Linked DNA regions of Homo sapiens: regions 2, 3 and 4 are each linked to region 1. Evidence: chromatin contacts called from ENCODE Hi-C or POLR2A ChIA-PET data. All regions are on one chromosome and are shown on one strand. The core of a region is the stretch at or near the end of the contact, and the rest is flanking DNA. Distances in the headings are between cores, read along the strand shown.

Region 1 (4,213 bases), core at 642-3,141:
TAAAGTACCACTTTTGATCAAATCTAGATGGATCTAGAGGCCAATAAACATTAACAAAACCCCAAAAAAGTATGGTTAGCTTAAAAAGTGACAGCATTTATAACTGTTGGCACAGTAAATACGTTTTATGCTAATATTTAATCTATACAAGCTAAGAGTTCTGGAAATAGTTTATGTTTCATGGGGATGGGGGATGAGGGCTGCAGGTAGAAATGGGAAGGAACACAACTCTAAAAATCCCAAGGATTGCTGGAGAAATATTACTACCTAGATCCTAAGTATAAGAATGGCCATAAGCTGTATTTCTAAAGTATTTTTCTGCATTCAAGGTTTGAATATTCCATTTCTCAACCTTTTTCTGGCCTAGTCCTATCTTTCACAAAGCTTAACTTTTCCCTATTCAGTGGCTGGAAAAGGGACTTAAGAGGTTATAAAGGGTTGGATAGGCATATGATGTGTAAGAATCTGTCCCTGGTTCTCTGCACAGCCCTGTCCAATCACTGATTAATTTCATAAGCCTGTCTCCCTGGATACTGTATATAAAAAGGATATAATCTGGGGAAGAACTGTTGTCAAGCCTTGGAGCCCCACAGTGTAGTGGGACCACTAGTACTCCAGAACCATAATATAACTAGACATGCCTGGAATGCTTCTGATGAAAACTAAGCAACTTCCAGTTTGCTGATTCAGGAGCTGTTAAAAAAAAAAAAGGGCAACACCGATTTACTACTCCTATCCATAATGGTAAAACTGCCAAGTCAGATCACAGGTCATCAATTTGGCTATCATCAGCAAGCTCATGTGCTAGAAGCAAGGTAGAAAGCGGAGGGGACAGTGAGGGGCAAGCCACTGGAAAACAAGAGAGTCTCAAAGTTGGGGAGTACACGTGTCCTGGAGCCTGGAACGGCCATCACTAGCAAGAATAGGCCACTCCAGCGGAACAGCGTCAGAAAGTCCTTCCCTCCAAGTGTTGCAAGTTCTGGAATCTCTGAAGGCACACCTACGCAGAGTGTTCTTGGCTCTTCCTAAAGCTGTTATCAAATCATATCTTGGCCATTGGAGGCGGCTCTGGACAAAAAGTCTTTCGGCCACCTACTTGGCAGCTAGTGGTTTTAAATTTCACATTTTGTGCCCAGAAGCCTGCAAATACCACTGCACCCTCAGATGATACGTTGGCCTTCCTGTAACCTATAGCCAGCAGCTGTGTCCTCCGACTTTGGCTTTAGACACCCATCCTCCCCAGGGAGCAAATTCCAGAACGGAGGGTGGGAGGGCGGTGCGACCCTGGGCACTAGTCCGGGGAAGTGATCGTCAATGCCGCCCCGCCCCTGCGCCCTCGGCCTGACCACGCTACCTGCACAGTTTACTAAGACGAGTTAAATGGACAACAAACCCTCCCGCGGGCGGTGAGTTTCCAGAACCCGCAGAACACAATTTTATCCTCCCCACCCCCCACCTTGGCGTGGCCTTGCCCAGCCACGCCGGAGGCGGGGAGGCCAGGAGGGATCGAGTGGCCCGCGCAGGGCAGGCCGAACGGGTGCCAGCTCCCAGCAGCGCAGCCGACGCTGAGCAGAGGCCACACGGCCTGGCGCGCGCCGGAACCAGTGCGGGGGAAGGCGAGGGCGGCGCAGGGGGCTGAGCGGCCGGGAGGACGGCAGGGAGAAGAAACAGGGAAGGCACCTCCGAGTCCGGCGCAACCGAGGCCAGGACAGGGCTACGCGGTGGCCACTTACGAGTCTCCCAGAAAGTCGTGGAAACGGATGCGGCCGACGGTGGTATTGGCCTCAAAGTTGGGAGCCACGTCCCCGAGAAGCAGACCTCCGGGCATGGCGACGGTGATGAGGGGGCGCCGCTGGGACAGCAAGCAACCGGTTGGTTCTGGCGAAGAAGCAGCCTGTCCCAGCGCGCGGAGGAATAAACGAAGGCGCGAGGGGCGGGGACTGGGGCGGCGGGGGCGGGGCCGCGGGAGGCCGGCCGCTGGGGGCCGGGCCGCGGGGGCTGGGCTGGGCGCGGGGCGGGGCGGGGCTGGGCGCGGGGCGGGGCTGGGCCGGGCCGGGCTGGGGCCGGGACGCGGCGCGAGCTGGACTACCGCGGTCGCTGTTGGTGGCGCCGCCGGGCCTGCGACTAGGTGGCATCCTTCAGACACTATAGGCCGTCTCTGCACACGTGATGCGGGGCTCGGTCACGTTGCCCCCTGGAAGCTTGAGGATGCGCCAGGTTTGACTCTGCAGGGCGTACGCGCTTTAGGGATGGAAGGAAGAGGAACGCGGCAGGAAGGCGAGCCCCAAGGTGGAGAATCGCCTGGGCGCGCAGGCTGCGGCGGCTTCGCACAGCCGCCCTGGGCGCTGCACGGGTCCGCGCGCACCCTGCTGCGCACCCACTCGCGGCCAGCTCCCTACAGAGGAGTGGAGTGACTGCTCGACTACCACCCCTCTTTTAGTGTGAGCGTCTGGAGTCCTGACCGCCCCAGCCAGCCCAGCTACGATGAACTGTCTAAGAGGATGTGGCAAGACCCAGAAGTATGGGTGACCTTATGTCAGAGGAAGTGGCTTTCTTATTGCAGCAAAAATTCCCGTACCAATGTCAGTGCTAGGGTAATGTAACTAAACTTTTATTTATTTTTATTCTGCCCTCCCCTTTCTGTTTGTTATGAACCATAAAATATTCAACACAATTATCTTGAAATCTAAATATAAAATTTAAAACATACTCTTTGAGACCTACTGTGTGCAGGTCAACTCTGTCACCCAGGGAGGTGGGCGGCTTAGATTCATTTATTTGCTATGAGCCAAGTACAAGGTAGATAAGATGCCTGTCCTCTTGGAGCTTTCCTTCTTGTGAAGGGAAACCGGTGACAGACAATAAGCACACAAACCAAAATATGTTAGACAGCAATCAGTCGTATTCAGAGAACTAAAATAGGGTTATGTGCCTAGAGGGTGACTGGGGGGCTGCTTTGGTTTGGGTGGTCTGGTCTGGGAAAGCCACCAGGATAATGTAGGTAAACTAGTCAGCTCACGGTAGGTGCTCTGGAAATGGTAGCTATCGTTTGGATGATGACACTGGCTCATGCAGTAACTCTTGCTTTGCCTGCTGTGTGCTGGACACTGTGCCAGGCCATACAGTGGAGAAACACAGTCCCTGCTGTTACAGGGAAGGCATATTTATATGCAATTATAATAAAATGTAGGGTAAATTCTGATGGGGGAAGGTGTAAATGATTGGAGTTCAGAGATGAGAAAAATCCTCTGGATGGGGCTGGCAGGTTTAAGGCAGGGGCATGGCAATGTTGAGAGTAGTGACTCACATACTGTGATTTGCGTTTTCATCACAGTGATGTGTTGGTGCGTGCATGCTAATCATATTTACCGAGTTCTTCAGTGACCCAGGACTTGCAGTAAGATTACTGGTAAAAATTTCTAGCCACTTCACAAAACCGTTTAAAGCTAATGTAATTTAATCTCTAATTTGGCTCCAAGTTTTAACAGCTCCTTGTTTTAACTCCCTTTGTAGGGAAGAAAGAGAATAGTTGGGAAAGAAGAGTAGTTTGGCCTAAGGCACTGTTAACAATATGTTGTGGAAATCAGCTAGAAAACACAATACTCTATAAATATGGAGAATGAATACAGAAACAGATTATTGATGTCTGTCAAAGGCATAATTATATTATTGTCTGTTGTAAATTAAGCAAATATAATAAAATACTCATTAGAATTTACAGTGCCAGAAGCTGTACACTGGCAATGCTTCTGCACTCTGTGAACTTGTTTGCTTTAGACTTTGGAGCATTTTAAATTGTCTTGAATTAGCTGTCCACTGAAGGGGGCCAGCCCCTCCACGCCTGTGGGTGTTTCTCGTCAGGTGGGATGAGAGACTGAGGAAAGAAATAAGACACAGAGATGAAGTATAGAGAAAGAACAGTGGGCCCGGGGGACGGCGCTTAGCATACGGAGGACCCGGCACTGGTCTCTGAGTTCCCTCAGTATTTACTGATCACTATCTCTACTATCTCGGTGAGGGGGATGTGGCAGGACTATAGGATAATGGTGGGGAGAGGGTCAGCAGGAAAACATGTGAGCAAAGGTCTCTGTGTCGTAAATAAGTTTAAGGAAAGGTTCTATGCCTCGATGTGCACATAGGCCAGATTTATGTTTGACTTTACACAAACATCTCAGTGCAGTAAAGAGCAGTATTGCCTCCAGCATGTCTCACC
Region 2 (4,213 bases), core at 547-3,046, 4.1 Mb after region 1:
TAAATGTCATGTTTTAAAAACAATTATAAAAAAGCCACTTACCTTTGGTTTCTAAATTTTTAGTAGTCATTTTTTCACCTTAACCACTGAAAATGCACTCCAAGACTTCTGCTGAACAACCTAGAAATGTATGCATATGAAATAATTTTAAAAATATCATATAAACACATAGAGTACCTCCAATTTAAAAGTTATGATATTTTAATTGCTTCTGTATTTAGTACGCATGCATTTAGAAAGAGAAATGTCCCTTATATCCCATTCTCACAGAAGGCATTGTTATGTCTACTAAAAGTCTCAAAAAAAAAAATTAGGGGTGGTTTACTTCTAAATACTCCGTTTCACCATCCTCACCAATACACTCTAAATTGTCAGAAGTATGTCCTGAATTTTAGCCAAGCAAAGGGAATGAAGTTACTGTGGTGGTTTTGTCATCCATATGACAAGAGGAATTTTAAAGTAATTACTTTCTTAGGAGACATACCGACACAATTTGTATACACACACACACATATCAAAAAGGAGCTTCTGTTTAGATGTTTAACAAACGACAAAAAATATTACTCAAGATAACATAATTTATACTTTTTTGGTAATAAAAAGTTAAAATTAAAATAGTGTAGCTCCAAAAGTAAAAAGAGAAACATATCGAGCCCATGCTTTCAGAAATGTATACATTGTCTTACAGTACAGACTCAGATTTACCAGAGAACATATAAGAAGGTGATGCTACTGCAATGATATAAATATGACAAACTGTACACTAGATGACAACTGGTTTCACTACAAAAAAAGATCGTTCTCAGTACTAGATACAACTCAGTTCAATTAGTGAACCCGACGACTAACTTTCTTAACAGTCACAAACTTTTCTACACTTACACTCTACTGCTCCGAAAAGAGGTATCCAAAAAACCCTTCGTAAGAGTAACGATCCCTGAAACTGCCCTTGATAGCTGCTCTGCGAAACGTACAGGCACAGCGAGTGCCTGCTGGCAAATGCCAAATGAAGCGGAGGGGGTGAAGAAGTAAGTAGGGGGAGTGAGCAGGTATGAAAGCGATAGGCCGGGAAGCGACAAGCCTGTCAACTTTGCTGTCCGGGGAAGTCGAAACCTAAGTTTCATCCCTGTCTGAAAAAGTCTTCCCGGAACAATCTTTCCCTAAATCCAAAGCTACTGGCCACCGAGCTCCAGCCAGACCTCCGTCCCTTTCCAACATCCTTAGTTATACCTGCTTGTCCTCGGATTTACCTCTAAGATTCTTATTCTCCGTATTTCAGGGGGCTTCACTTGATAGGCTCTTCGGATCGGTATCACCAGGTTAACTTCTCACAGACCTCTTCCATTCGGAAGCCGACCCGCCCAGTCCCTCCGCATATCCAGCAGCTCTCTCACTCCTAACCACTTCCGATTACTCAGGGTTTCGCTTCCGGAATACGTTTCCAAAAGAGCAGGGTAAACAAATTCTGCAGTGCGTATAAACTCAAGTAACACAGAACACACACTGTAAGGCCTCCGTAAGTGAAAAGCGGACAGATTTCTACTTTAAAATAAAATACCGTACAGCAACTTTTGGAGCCCAAGCCGCATATTCACTTAAACTTCCGGGCCAGCTGTTAAACAAACGGAAGTAAAACTGCCGGAAACAGAATAATGGCGTCTCGTAGCCCCAGGCGACAGCGTGGAGGGGCGGGTCTGTCGATTGGATGAACGCAGCTGAGATTACTCCCAGCCACTAAGGACGAAGAGGTGGGGCGGTGGCGTCCCACGCCTCGTGCGACAGTGGGCGGGGCTTTGTTGCCTGAGTAACCGTATGATGGTGGTGGTGGTGGTGTCTTCCTGTCTCAACGATACCTATTTTCTAGTGCTGAGATCCTGAGACAATGGTGAGTGCCAGGGGATGCCAGAAGAACGGCTCTGGGGTCCTACTTACTTAGCTTTCCAAGTCTTCGGGCGGATGGGCACTTAAAGTTGTCCGGTCCTCCCGACCTTCTCCCCGTTATCTCTTTCCCCCTTCCCACGGGCTGTTCCTGCAGTCTCCTCGCTCTCCGTATTTCTTACAGCACCCTGAATTCCACTAATGTTACTAAGTCTCTAGAGTAATGAAACAGAAAATTTAGGGTAAGGCATCGAGTCTAATAACCTGTTTTGAACAAACATTATGTGTTTGCATTGTTCATCATGGCATTTTTCATGTTCACAGATTCACATTAACGCGCTTTATTAAGAGTATGGGGTGGTGTGTATGTGACTGTCTCAACACTGATCTGAATCTCCCTAGATCTTGGAGTCTTTTTGCTTTTCTGAGTGGCAGAGCACTGCCCCACGCCCCCACGAGGGCCATTAACAGGTGTATGTTGGATCAGCGCTCTTCTATCCAGTTGGTTACCTTCTAGGTCTGTGCTTGCTTTTCTTTTCTCTTTTCTTTTCTTTCTTCTTCTTTTTTTTTTAAACAGAAATTTCTCCTGGGATTGCTTGGAGAGCTTCTGGAATTCACTGTTTGGGCTTCACCCCTGGAAATTCTGAATGAAAGGAATGGAGCTCGGTATTTGCATTTTAAATAAGCCTATAGGTTATTTTAATTCACCCCTATGTTTGAGAGGGTTCTAGTTAATTCACTTAACTACCATATCTTTTAAGCACTTATGGATAACGGACTGGAGGATAGAAAGATCTTTAGATAGTTATAGCTATGAATTTAGAAACAGAGCCCTCACCCACCACCCCTTGTTTCTTCATACTACTCAGCAATCCTTTTGGTTACCCCAGTTTTCCCCTGACCCATTCTCTGTGAAGACATTTTCAAACCTTCCCTTTACAAACCCTGTCTTTTGCCCTCTTCATTTCTCCTTTCTAAACATGATGGAGTATAACAGGCCATTTCTTCAACCTCATGCCCCCAACCTACACATTGCTCTATATTTTTGCCGAGCCTTTAGTCTTGTATTTCTAGTGTAGAGAAAGGGATATTAAAGGATAATCCATCCATCTTTGCTCTTGATCTCATTTGCTTCCATCTGTTACATTTCGCTTCCAGTTGTTTTTTTCTTTCCTGTGCGTTCAGCCTTTTCCTCTCCAGTTTCTTCTCTTCAGTGCTCAAGTCACACATCTTATGAAAATTAAATAAAGCAAAACCATGTCCTCCATCCTGTGTTTATCCAGTTATTTCCTAGTCCTCCTATCTATCAGTAAACTTCTTGAAAGGATATTATTTTTACTTATATCAAACAGACAAAAGTCTTCTGTCTGGCTTCTTTAATGGCTTCAAGAAAGTTGTTCTTGCTTAAGTTTCTAATGGCCTTTTAAATACCAAATACAGTAATTACTTCTCAAAATTTACATTACTTAGTCTCTTTGTGACAACTGAGGTTCATAGTCATTAATTCCTTTTACTGGCTGTGCCTGGTTTTTGAATGTCATTCTTTGGAATTAACTCCTTGATTACTTTCATTTCTTAGTCTAGACATTTTCCTTGGGTGATTTTGTCCACTCACATGGATTCTACTAACACCTTTGATTTTGCTTCTAAATTTCAATTTTCCTCTCAGATCTACTAATGCCTAACTCAGTTGCTTCCCGGACACATCTGTCTCAAATGTCCTTCAAACTTAATATGACCAAAACTGAACTTGCTATCTTTCCTCCTGGTTTCTCCTATTTTCACCAAGTTAAATAATGCTACTACTATATTATAACCTAAACTAGAAATCAGAGTTATCCTACATTCCTCCCTCTTCTATTTCTCCCATATTCAGTTGTTCACTAGATCAAATTTTAGTTTGTCATCTCCTCATTTCGTGATTATTTTAATAGTGACTTTTACAGTCTGGTCTGGAAATTCTCCAATCCATTATTTTCTCTGCCACAAGAAGGAATTTTTAAAAACCCAACCTGTTGATTTACTCACCTCCTTAAAACTCTAGATTCCCTATTTCCTACAGTAAAATGTCTAGAATGGCACACAAGTTCCTCCATGAACAAGCACTTTTCTGTCTAGCTTTTGCCTTTCCCTTTCCATACTTAAAAAAAAAAAATTCTCTTGCCTTTTAGCTACTTGCTTTTCATTGAACATACCAAGCAACTTCAAACTGGTAGTATGCCTCCTCTTTCTACTTTGCACTTGCAATTCCTTCTACACAGAATACTTGCACCCTCTTGTTGCTTGCCAAACTTATTTATTCTCCTATTACAGGCCAACGTGTTCTTCTTGCCCA
Region 3 (4,213 bases), core at 1,014-3,513, 4.0 Mb after region 1:
GGTTATACAAGGGCAAGCGTCACTGGGGATCATTCTTAGAATTCTGCCTATCGCAATGACCTCTTAGACAAAAATAATAAGAAAACATCTACCCAATTCAAGGACAATTACTGTTTATACCCAACCTCATTGCCTATGTGATTTATACCAAGGAAAAGTTACAGAAGCAGTGATTTACAGATTAACGTGGTTCAGGTACCCAAGCCTCAGGGAAGGGATGGAAAGCTGTTTTTGTTATTGTTGTTTTGTTTTTTGAGACGAGTACTCGCGAGTCTCGCTCTCCGCTCACTGCAACCTCCGCCTCCTGGGTTCAAGTGGCTCTCCTGCCTCTGCCTCCCAAGTAGCTGGGACTACAGGCGTGCATGCCACTATGCCCGGCTAATTTTTGCATTTTTAGTAGAGACGTGTTTTCGCCATGTTGGCCTGGCTGGTCTGAGACTCCTGACCTCAAGTGATCCGCCCGTCTCGGCCTCCCAAAGTGCTGGGATTACAGGAGTGAGCCACCGTGACCAGCCAGAAAGCTATTTTTAATAAGTAGGCTTCTCTTTCCGAGGCCTCTCTGGCTTGCTTTCTCTTTCTTTCTTCTCTTCTACTAAAGCACTGAATGTAAATACAAAGCGATTGTCAAGAAGACCACCTGTTTTCTCTCTGTAGTCCTGATAAGAAGGGTTGGAGTTTAGGGGACTAGACAATTGAATAATATCGATTAGCAGTCCTCAAACATTTTGGTCTTAGGACCCTTGTTAGAGGTGCCCCAAAAATCTGTTGGGTTTTGTGGGTTATACTTATTGAAAATTGCCATATGGTAATAAATTAAACCTGGAAAGTCTTACAAACACAAGAATATACAAGCACGTATTCTCTCATCCTATAAAGCGATGATGTCATCAGACATTATATAGCCTCTGGAGTGGAAAAGGAAATAAAGACTTAGCATGGTTATGAAAATAGATTTGAGCTCGTGGAACCTCTGAAAGGGTCCCAAGGACCCCCAGGGCTTCCTCGACCACACTTTGAGACTCATTGAGATATGTAAATACTGCCAGTTGTATTTCTTCACAGATTAATCAACTCACAGATTTGGGTGCATTCATTTGTGCAGTCTTAGAAACAAATCTTTCCCTTTACCAGTATCTTATTCCATCTGGTAGACTCATTTCTGCTGCTGATGCTTGAAAAAAGTGTCATTTGCTACCACAGGAGGAAAACGGTGCTAGATGGATCATAACATACAGAAAAGCAAGATAGTTCCAAAATGTTTCCAAGAGCTTCTGGCAGGATCTGTCATTCTACAAATACTGCACAGGAAAAATTGCTTTAAATGCTGCATCTTTGCAGTAGAAAGATTAGGATTGAGCCAGGCTGTGAGTCAGGCAGAAAAAGGCACACAGAGGGGGATGAAAGAAAGCACTGGAGAGTCTTGTCATGCTTTGCCCTTGAAAACTATGCCAAGACCTCTTTTGTGTTTTTAAATGAAGAAATCCATCATGTTTTGTGATTGCTGTAATGACTCAGGATCTTCCACCTTCCTTTTAACTATAAACCGTAGCGTAGTTAGGTGTTTGTTTTCTTTGTATCATGCTTGCAAAAAGTGACGAAATAAAGTTAAAACCCTTTAACTGGGACTCCATTACGGTTCTGCTGTTCAGTGACCAGCTTGTTCATTATTCTCACAATATTATCTACTTTCTTCATTTCAGTCTGTCTCTTAGATCCTGGGCTTCTGATGTCTTTCCATGGCGGATGAATACAATTTAAAACACGAAAGCTGCTGGAGGAAAGGTTTAACGTTCCCCCTCCCCAAGGTGAAATCTTTGCCTGGCCTCAGTCACTAAGTCTCTCAGGAGCGGAAACTGAATGGACATTCCGGAGACGGTGAATAAGAATGATAAACGGTGGTTGGGGAGAACAGCGCGTTTCTTCCAGCGGAGGACTAGGCCCACAGGACGCATTCCCAACAGATGAGCGGAGCCGACAGCAAGTGTGCCACGAACGCCAGCTGGCCGCCTCACTAGAGAGAGCTCCGCCGCAAGCCGCCGCTTTTGGAGTGGAGTTCCACATGTCCTCCGCGCTTGAGCCCTGGGACGTCAGAGGCCTGGCGTGCTGCCACCGCCCCAGTTCACGTCGTGTGACCCACGACCAATGGAAGAGCAGGCAAGTATTCCCGGCGTCCGCTGTGATTGGTTCCCGGAGTGGAGGCGGTGGCAGAGGGTGGGCCTTAGGACGGGTCTCCCTTAAACTGGGCGATCAGGCAGCGACCCTAGAGGCGTCTGTAGGGTAAAGCTGGGGGTTCTGTAGCCGGAGGCGGCGGCGAGTCCAGAACGTCCTGGCCTTACAGGGAGAAGGCGTCACTCGCGGTTACAAGTGCCTGACCCTCACTCCAGTTGGCGGAGGAGGAGAAGGAAGGGGCCGGGCCGGGTCCCCTCCCCTCGCGCCCCGGATGGATGTGCCCGGCCCGGTGTCTCGGCGGGCGGCGGCGGCGGCGGCCACTGTGCTCCTGCGGACCGCTCGGGTCCGTCGCGAATGCTGGTTCTTGCCGACCGCGCTGCTCTGCGCCTACGGCTTCTTCGCCAGCCTCAGGCCGTCCGAGCCCTTCCTGACCCCGTACCTGCTGGGGCCGGACAAGAACCTGACCGAGAGGGAGGTACGCGCGGCGGACGCGGGGCGCGGGAAGGGCGGGCGACCGGCCTGCGGGTGGGCAGCGGAGGAAGAGAGGACCGAGAAAAGCGCTCGAGCCATTCTCGGCAGAGATTTCTGATTTTGCCAGTTGGAGGTCGGCTTCGTGCTCTTCTTTGTGTTCATGATTTTCTGTTTTCTTCGGCTCTGTAGGACGAGTCTCCTGCGAAGGGCTCAGAACACGCGTCCAGAGGCCCCGTGCCTTGTGCGTCAGGCAGTATGCTGATCGTGTTGTAATGTGGCTTAGCGTGACTGCCCAGACTGGTCCAGCAGTTCCTGCTGGGGGCGAGGGGGCAATATTTTGACAAAGAAGTGAAAACAGCAAAGTGTACTTTGGACACGGCTTAGTAAATATTCATTGACTGAAAGTAGGCAACCACTGCTTTTCTGAAAGGATCTTCCCTCTACCTCCTTCACCTGCTTCCTGTCCATACCTTACTTTGTTTGCATTTGGCAGAATGGGTGGGCTTAATCAAGTAAGGACAGGACAGAAGTACAGAACATCTTAATTTGTCTTGATTTTTAATTGGGTGAGGTTGTGTCCAAGGATATCCTGCCCCTCTCTACCTTAAGACCAACCTCCAGGGATAAAGGCAGATGGTGAAACATAATTGACTTTTAATTATAGTGTTTCTTGTATTGCGAATTGTTGCTTCACAGATGTTAGTTTTGCTTCTCAGATACAAGGTGATGTCTTTGAAGGCCTTCTGTGATGTTCAGGGTAATTGAGAGCACGTAGTCCATCATCAAGAGTTTCTTGCTGATTGATTTTTTCCCTAGATGAGGGCTTACAAATAAAGTACTTCAGAAGCGCATAGTGTACTTTAGAAATGTGCTGACCTATTTAAGTGCATGGTCAAAACCAGCACTTGATTTTTGCAGAAGAAAGACAATATATAAACTGAGAAAGAAATTAAACCCAAAGTACTTCCACAAAACCGAAATAAAGCCGATTCAACACCCTCTTCCTTGAATACAACAAAGGGTGAAAGCTGAGGTCTCATGTTCTTTTTCCTACTATCAGTCAAGGGGCCACTTGAGAGCTTTTTCTTTTTTCCTACACCTGTTCCTTCCACCCTGCCTCCTTGCCCCAGGTGCTGTAAAATACTCCTCCCATTTAAACCTTACTCTTCTCTATGTGGGTAGTAGTCAGTCACTTCTTTTGAGTAGCCACTCAGTAACCCTGCATAACAGGTCAGAACAAGAGATGGCACTACCGGAATCATTTGCACACTGGCGAGATATAGTTACTCATAGTTTGTTGTTTGCAGTTTGTTTGTTGCAATGCTCCGTCATTTTCAAGGGCACTTGAGAGAGAATTAAGAATCAGTATTGACTTACGTATTGAGGGTTTCACTTGAGAGTCTGACATTTGTTCACTTCTAGCAAGTATCACTGACTTTTTGCCTGGCCTTAAATTACCCTATTGACCTGCCAGTTGTGGGATGGAGTGGCTGGGCCGTTTCTCAGTCTTGTGGATCATTACATAAGCGACCGTAACAGTTATTCATAACCTATTTGAGTTTTAATACTGATT
Region 4 (4,213 bases), core at 673-3,172, 3.6 Mb after region 1:
GAACTGAGTCAGTTCTGGGTGGGGGTCACAAGATCAGATGGGCCAGTTTATCATCTGGGTGTTGCCAGCTGATCCATCAAGTGCAGGGTCTGCAAAACATCTGAAGCACTGATCTCAGGAGCAGTTTAGGGAGGGTCAGAATCTTGTGGCCTCCAGCTGCATGACTCCCAAACCATAATTTCTAATCTTGTGGCTAATGTTGGTAGTCTAGACCCCAGGCAAGAAGGAGGTTGGTTTTGGGAAAGGGCTTTTATTGTTTTTGTTTTAAACTGTAAATTATAAACTAATTTCCTTCCAAAGTTAGTTCAGCCTATGCCCAGGAATGAACAAGGATAGCATGGAGGTTAAGGACAAGATGGAGTTGGTTAAATTGGATCTCTTTAACTGCCTTAGTCATAATTTTGCAAAGGCAGTTTCATTGCTACCTGAATGATTTTCCTAACTTATCCATCAATCTCCTGGAAGCCTTTCTCCTTAACCAATGTCTTCAACTCTGCCAGACATGTGGCAGCTTCTTCATCAGCAGATGTGGCCTCTCCAGTTATTTTTATGTTTTTCAGTCCAAACCTATTCCTGAATCTGTGTAGCCATCCCTTACTTGCAGTAAATAGCTTGGTGTGCCTAATTTCAGGGGATCCCTTTCTTAAGTCTTCCTATAGGCTCAACACTTTCTGGCAAAACTTACTGCGGTCAGCTGAAATACGTTTTCTGTTCATGTCTCCCACCCACAAATGTAATGCCTTTTCCGTCTTTTGCTGTTGCACCTCAAACTACAAAAGTTACAGCCACAGTGCATGATAGGTGCTTAGTTAACTAGCACGAATCTTTTTCCTTCTTCACAATTTCATGGATAATTTGTTCTTATCATAGATTTTGGCAACCTCAGCATATGACTCTTTTTCTTTCCTTATTAAGTCCAGAGCTTTCACCTTTTCATTTAAAGGAAGCACTTTACAGCTTCTCCTCGGCATATCCAAATTGTCAGCACAATTCCTGTGCTTTGCGGCCATTATTAAGTAAAATAAGGGTTACCTGAACATAAGCAGGTGGTATCTCTCATTATCTCTGCTATACTACGGGTGCATCTGTTAACCAAAGCAGCTACTGAGTGGGTAATGAGTGGATACTGTACACAGCGCGGCTACCTGCGACAGATGATTCGCGTCAAGGGTGGGACAGAGTGGATGGCCCGAGATTTAATCGGGCTACTCAGAATACAGGCGGTTTGAAACTTAAGAATTGTTTATTTCTGGAGTTTTCCATTTAACATTTCTGAACCAAGGTTTGACCACAGGTAACTGACACTGCAGAAAGCATGGAGGGGGGCAAAACTACTGCATTAATATTAAAATTTTCAAATATTACTTTTTGCTAAATGAAATGTGATTCAGGACCTTCCCTCTCAAAGATCAAGCGAGATCACCACGACCTCCGCCAGCAGCGGCTCTGCACGACTCCACCCTCGCAGCCCAGCCAATCAAAGCTACAGGTTGAGTGACGTCACTCTCCTGAAAGTCCTCGCTAATTCCCGTACTCCTTTTCTCCGCCCTGCACCTCTACTGTTTGCTACAAGTGGCCAGCAGCCATTTTGGATTTGGGCGGAAATGAAATTAAAACTGTGCTGTTAAAAGCCTAAAAATTCAAGTCAAGACAAACTTAAGCATTCGACCAACACATCTAGAAAGGGGGCATCTTCGTGGACTAACTAGACCACTGGGGCAGTGAGTGAAACTCGGTATCGTCGCGGCGCCCACACTTAAGATGGCACCGGCCTGAGACTCAGCTGTGCGGCCTCTCTACCTCGGTTCCTGGTTAGTTGGCCTCATTGGTGGCGTCGGAGGGAGGAAGGTGGGCCTTCTGTCCCGTTTCCGGACCCGTCTCTATGGTGTAGGAGAAACCCGGCCCCCAGAAGATTGTGGGTGTAGTGGCCACAGCCTTACAGGCAGGCAGGGGTGGTTGGTGTCAACAGGGGGGCCAACAGGGTACCAGAGCCAAGACCCTCGGCCTCCTCCCCCGCCGCCTTCCTGCAGGTAACAGGGAGCCCTGCGCTGCGCCCCCAGTCCTTGCAGGACTGCGCCGTGGGGGAAGGGGCCGGGCGGGGAGGAGGCGGCGGGCGCGCGCCCCGCTCGCGGGTCTGCGCTCTGGGGCCCGCGCGGGAGCGAGCTCGGCGCGGCGCCGGCGGCCGGTTGAGCTGTGCTCTCAGCTTCGGAGCAGCCTCCCCTTGCTGATTGTGGGGCGCCCTGTAATCTGCGCTTCGCGGGCGGCCCCCGACGGGTGAGGCGCCCGCGGCCAGAGCTCTCCAAGGCGGCCGCGGAGTCGGTCCTCGCAGGGAGGTGTGGAAGGTGAGGGGCCAGCGAAGCGAGAGCGGCGCCTCGGCCCTTCAGTGACCCCGCGGGGTCGCGGCAAGCAGGGCGAGGGTGCTCGGCTGGGCGGGTCACTGTCCCGGGGCGGCAGTGCCCGAGCCCGGGGGGATCCTGGGGGCGCGCCCGCCCTCGGGAAGGCGGCCTCATTCTTGATCCAAGACCAGTGCCCGTCCCCCAAGGCCCAGCTGGCTCCTGTCTTGGCATAGTGCTTTCTGTTTAGAATAAAGATGAAACATTTCTCGGAAGAGCATATTCAGGAATCCATGTGAAATTCTCGGAGTCGGGTCTCGAATTTTGGGGGTCACTGTTAACTGCTGTTTTTAGGGACCCATGTTCTTATAAAATGTATCTTGAGCTGAAATCACAATTATTTTGGTCCATAAAGACTTAATTGTGTATTGCTTGTCAGCTAGCAATGCTGGACTGAGTTCCGCAGAGGGAATATATACCTGAAACACGAAAGCAAGGGCCGGAGTAACGTTACCGCTGGATACCAGAATATCAGCCAGTACAGTGCATCCTTAATACTCAGAGTGCAAGCCATTATCTTTGGAACTTTCAAGCTAAGGGAGCTAGGACCAAGGTAGTCTCGAGTAATTGCTGGGAAAAGAAAATATTTGGTAGAAACATTTCCATAGAGCACACGGGTTTCTTAGTTGAGTGTATGAGTTGCCCTTTGACCTAGACAAGGGTTTTCTTAATCTACAAGCGGTCCAGAAATTTTATGTGCTGCCCAAGTAGGCAAAAGAGTGGAGGGAGATTATTAAAGGGAAGACTGATGCATATTCAAGTCAGAGACTGTCAACTCAGCATTTTATTATAGAGTGGAGATGCTAAGTGCTACGAAATACCTATTACGGGATACTAGGATATCCTTTTCTACCTTCTTGTGACTTTTTAATTTCAAAGCTAATGAGCAAGATTTTGTGTTTTCCCCGTCCTCAAAACAACAGGAAAGCATTTTGGAAGGCCAAGTGTTTTTCTTACATTTCAATAAATCAATTTTAGCTGAATTATCATTTTTAAAGCACTGGCGGGCATGGTGGCACATGCCTGTAATCTCAGCAACTAGGGAGGCTGGGGAGGGCAGGTAGCTTGAGCCCAGGAATTCCAGGTTACAGTGAGATAGGATAGCGCCAATGCACTCTAGGCCAGCAGCAACAGAACAAGACCATATCTCTATTTAAAACAAAAAACAAACAAAAAAACTTCTTCATATAACAGTATTTGTGCTTCTTTAGATATATTAGTGTGAAGAATTACTGCTTCAAAACATTCTCAAATTGCAATAATCAGCACACCTTTTTAATTTTCCCCCAATAAAGTTTGCACTGGGAACATACAATATAATCTTACCACTGTCAGTATTACACTGATGGTATCAGTGGACTTCTGTCAAAGTTAACATGCTTTCAAAACAAGAAAATGGCATCCTTTCCAGTTCTCTCAAGAAATTGAGTCATCCCTTTTTAATTTTTAAGTGATTTTTTTAGTCTTAGACCTAAAATACAGTAAGAAAAATGAATTTTAACTACTTCCTAATGCTTTTATAACTTTGTTAATTATAGTGGAATTCATATGAAATCTAAGGTTAATAGCTATTGCAAGGCCAATGTTCCCACAAGGAAGTATTTTGCTATTTAGAAATAGCTAAGTAAATTAAATGTTCCTTTCTCTTGCCTCTGGTGACTGCCATTCATCAGCCAGAGCACTGACCCTGAATCCTGGTGGCAGTCTTATCTCCCATGAGGATTAATATTAACACTTAAATAAACAGCATGATTTCCTGCGAAGAAGATATTCATTAATATACAGTCCCTTATTCTCTGCTTTTCTCTTAATTGTGTGTT

What was found. Hi-C counts contacts between places; a loop is a spot of excess contacts on that map. ChIA-PET counts read pairs that join two places held with the same protein, here RNA polymerase II (POLR2A). Pooled maps may share reads with other maps.
Region 2: a map of B cell shows a loop between it and region 1 (15-fold over the local background). The contact joins the promoter of NME7 here to the promoter of PRDX6 in region 1. A Hi-C loop is called at or near these places in 2 of 168 maps with a recorded cell type or tissue (B cell and naive thymus-derived CD4-positive, alpha-beta T cell) and 5 of 50 pooled maps. POLR2A ChIA-PET finds 5 or more read pairs at or near these places in 1 of 52 experiments (CD8-positive, alpha-beta T cell).
Region 3: a map of ascending aorta shows a loop between it and region 1 (14-fold over the local background). The contact joins the promoter of SLC19A2 here to the promoter of PRDX6 in region 1. A Hi-C loop is called at or near these places in 2 of 168 maps with a recorded cell type or tissue (ascending aorta and gastrocnemius medialis) and 8 of 50 pooled maps.
Region 4: a loop to region 1 is called in a map of sigmoid colon, with 12 times the contacts of the local background. The contact joins the promoter of SCYL3 here to the promoter of PRDX6 in region 1. A Hi-C loop is called at or near these places in 3 of 168 maps with a recorded cell type or tissue (CD4-positive, alpha-beta T cell, naive thymus-derived CD4-positive, alpha-beta T cell and sigmoid colon) and 11 of 50 pooled maps.

Annotation. Positions count from the first base shown.
Region 1 is chr1:173,475,013-173,479,225 of GRCh38, reverse strand. It overlaps PRDX6 (peroxiredoxin 6), which reads right to left and starts at 1,891. Exons shown (of 5, transcript NM_004905.3): 1 at 1,734-1,891. The coding sequence starts at 1,828. It overlaps LOC100506023 (a long non-coding RNA gene), which reads left to right and starts at 2,071. Exons shown (of 3, transcript NR_037845.1): 1 at 2,071-2,594. RefSeq lists enhancers at 1,693-1,852, 2,350-2,886 and a silencer at 1,923-2,092.
Region 2 is chr1:169,365,380-169,369,592 of GRCh38, reverse strand. It overlaps NME7 (NME/NM23 family member 7), which reads left to right and starts at 1,796. Exons shown (of 12, transcript NM_013330.5): 1 at 1,796-1,885. The coding sequence starts at 1,883. BLZF1 (basic leucine zipper nuclear factor 1) reads right to left here and starts at 1,398. Exons shown (of 7, transcript NM_001320973.2): 1 at 1,251-1,398; 2 at 43-120. The coding sequence starts at 70. RefSeq lists enhancers at 819-1,318, 1,577-1,656, 1,319-1,820, 760-1,959.
Region 3 is chr1:169,483,994-169,488,206 of GRCh38, reverse strand. SLC19A2 (solute carrier family 19 member 2) reads left to right here and starts at 2,263. Exons shown (of 6, transcript NM_006996.3): 1 at 2,263-2,644. The coding sequence starts at 2,441. RefSeq lists enhancers at 1,829-1,898, 1,206-2,126, 1,909-2,158, 1,962-2,256, 2,799-2,858 and a silencer at 2,439-2,618.
Region 4 is chr1:169,891,605-169,895,817 of GRCh38, reverse strand. It overlaps SCYL3 (SCY1 like pseudokinase 3), which reads left to right and starts at 1,922. Exons shown (of 13, transcript NM_020423.7): 1 at 1,922-2,030. RefSeq lists enhancers at 1,495-1,904, 1,579-2,166, 2,167-2,754 and silencers at 2,105-2,184, 2,425-2,484.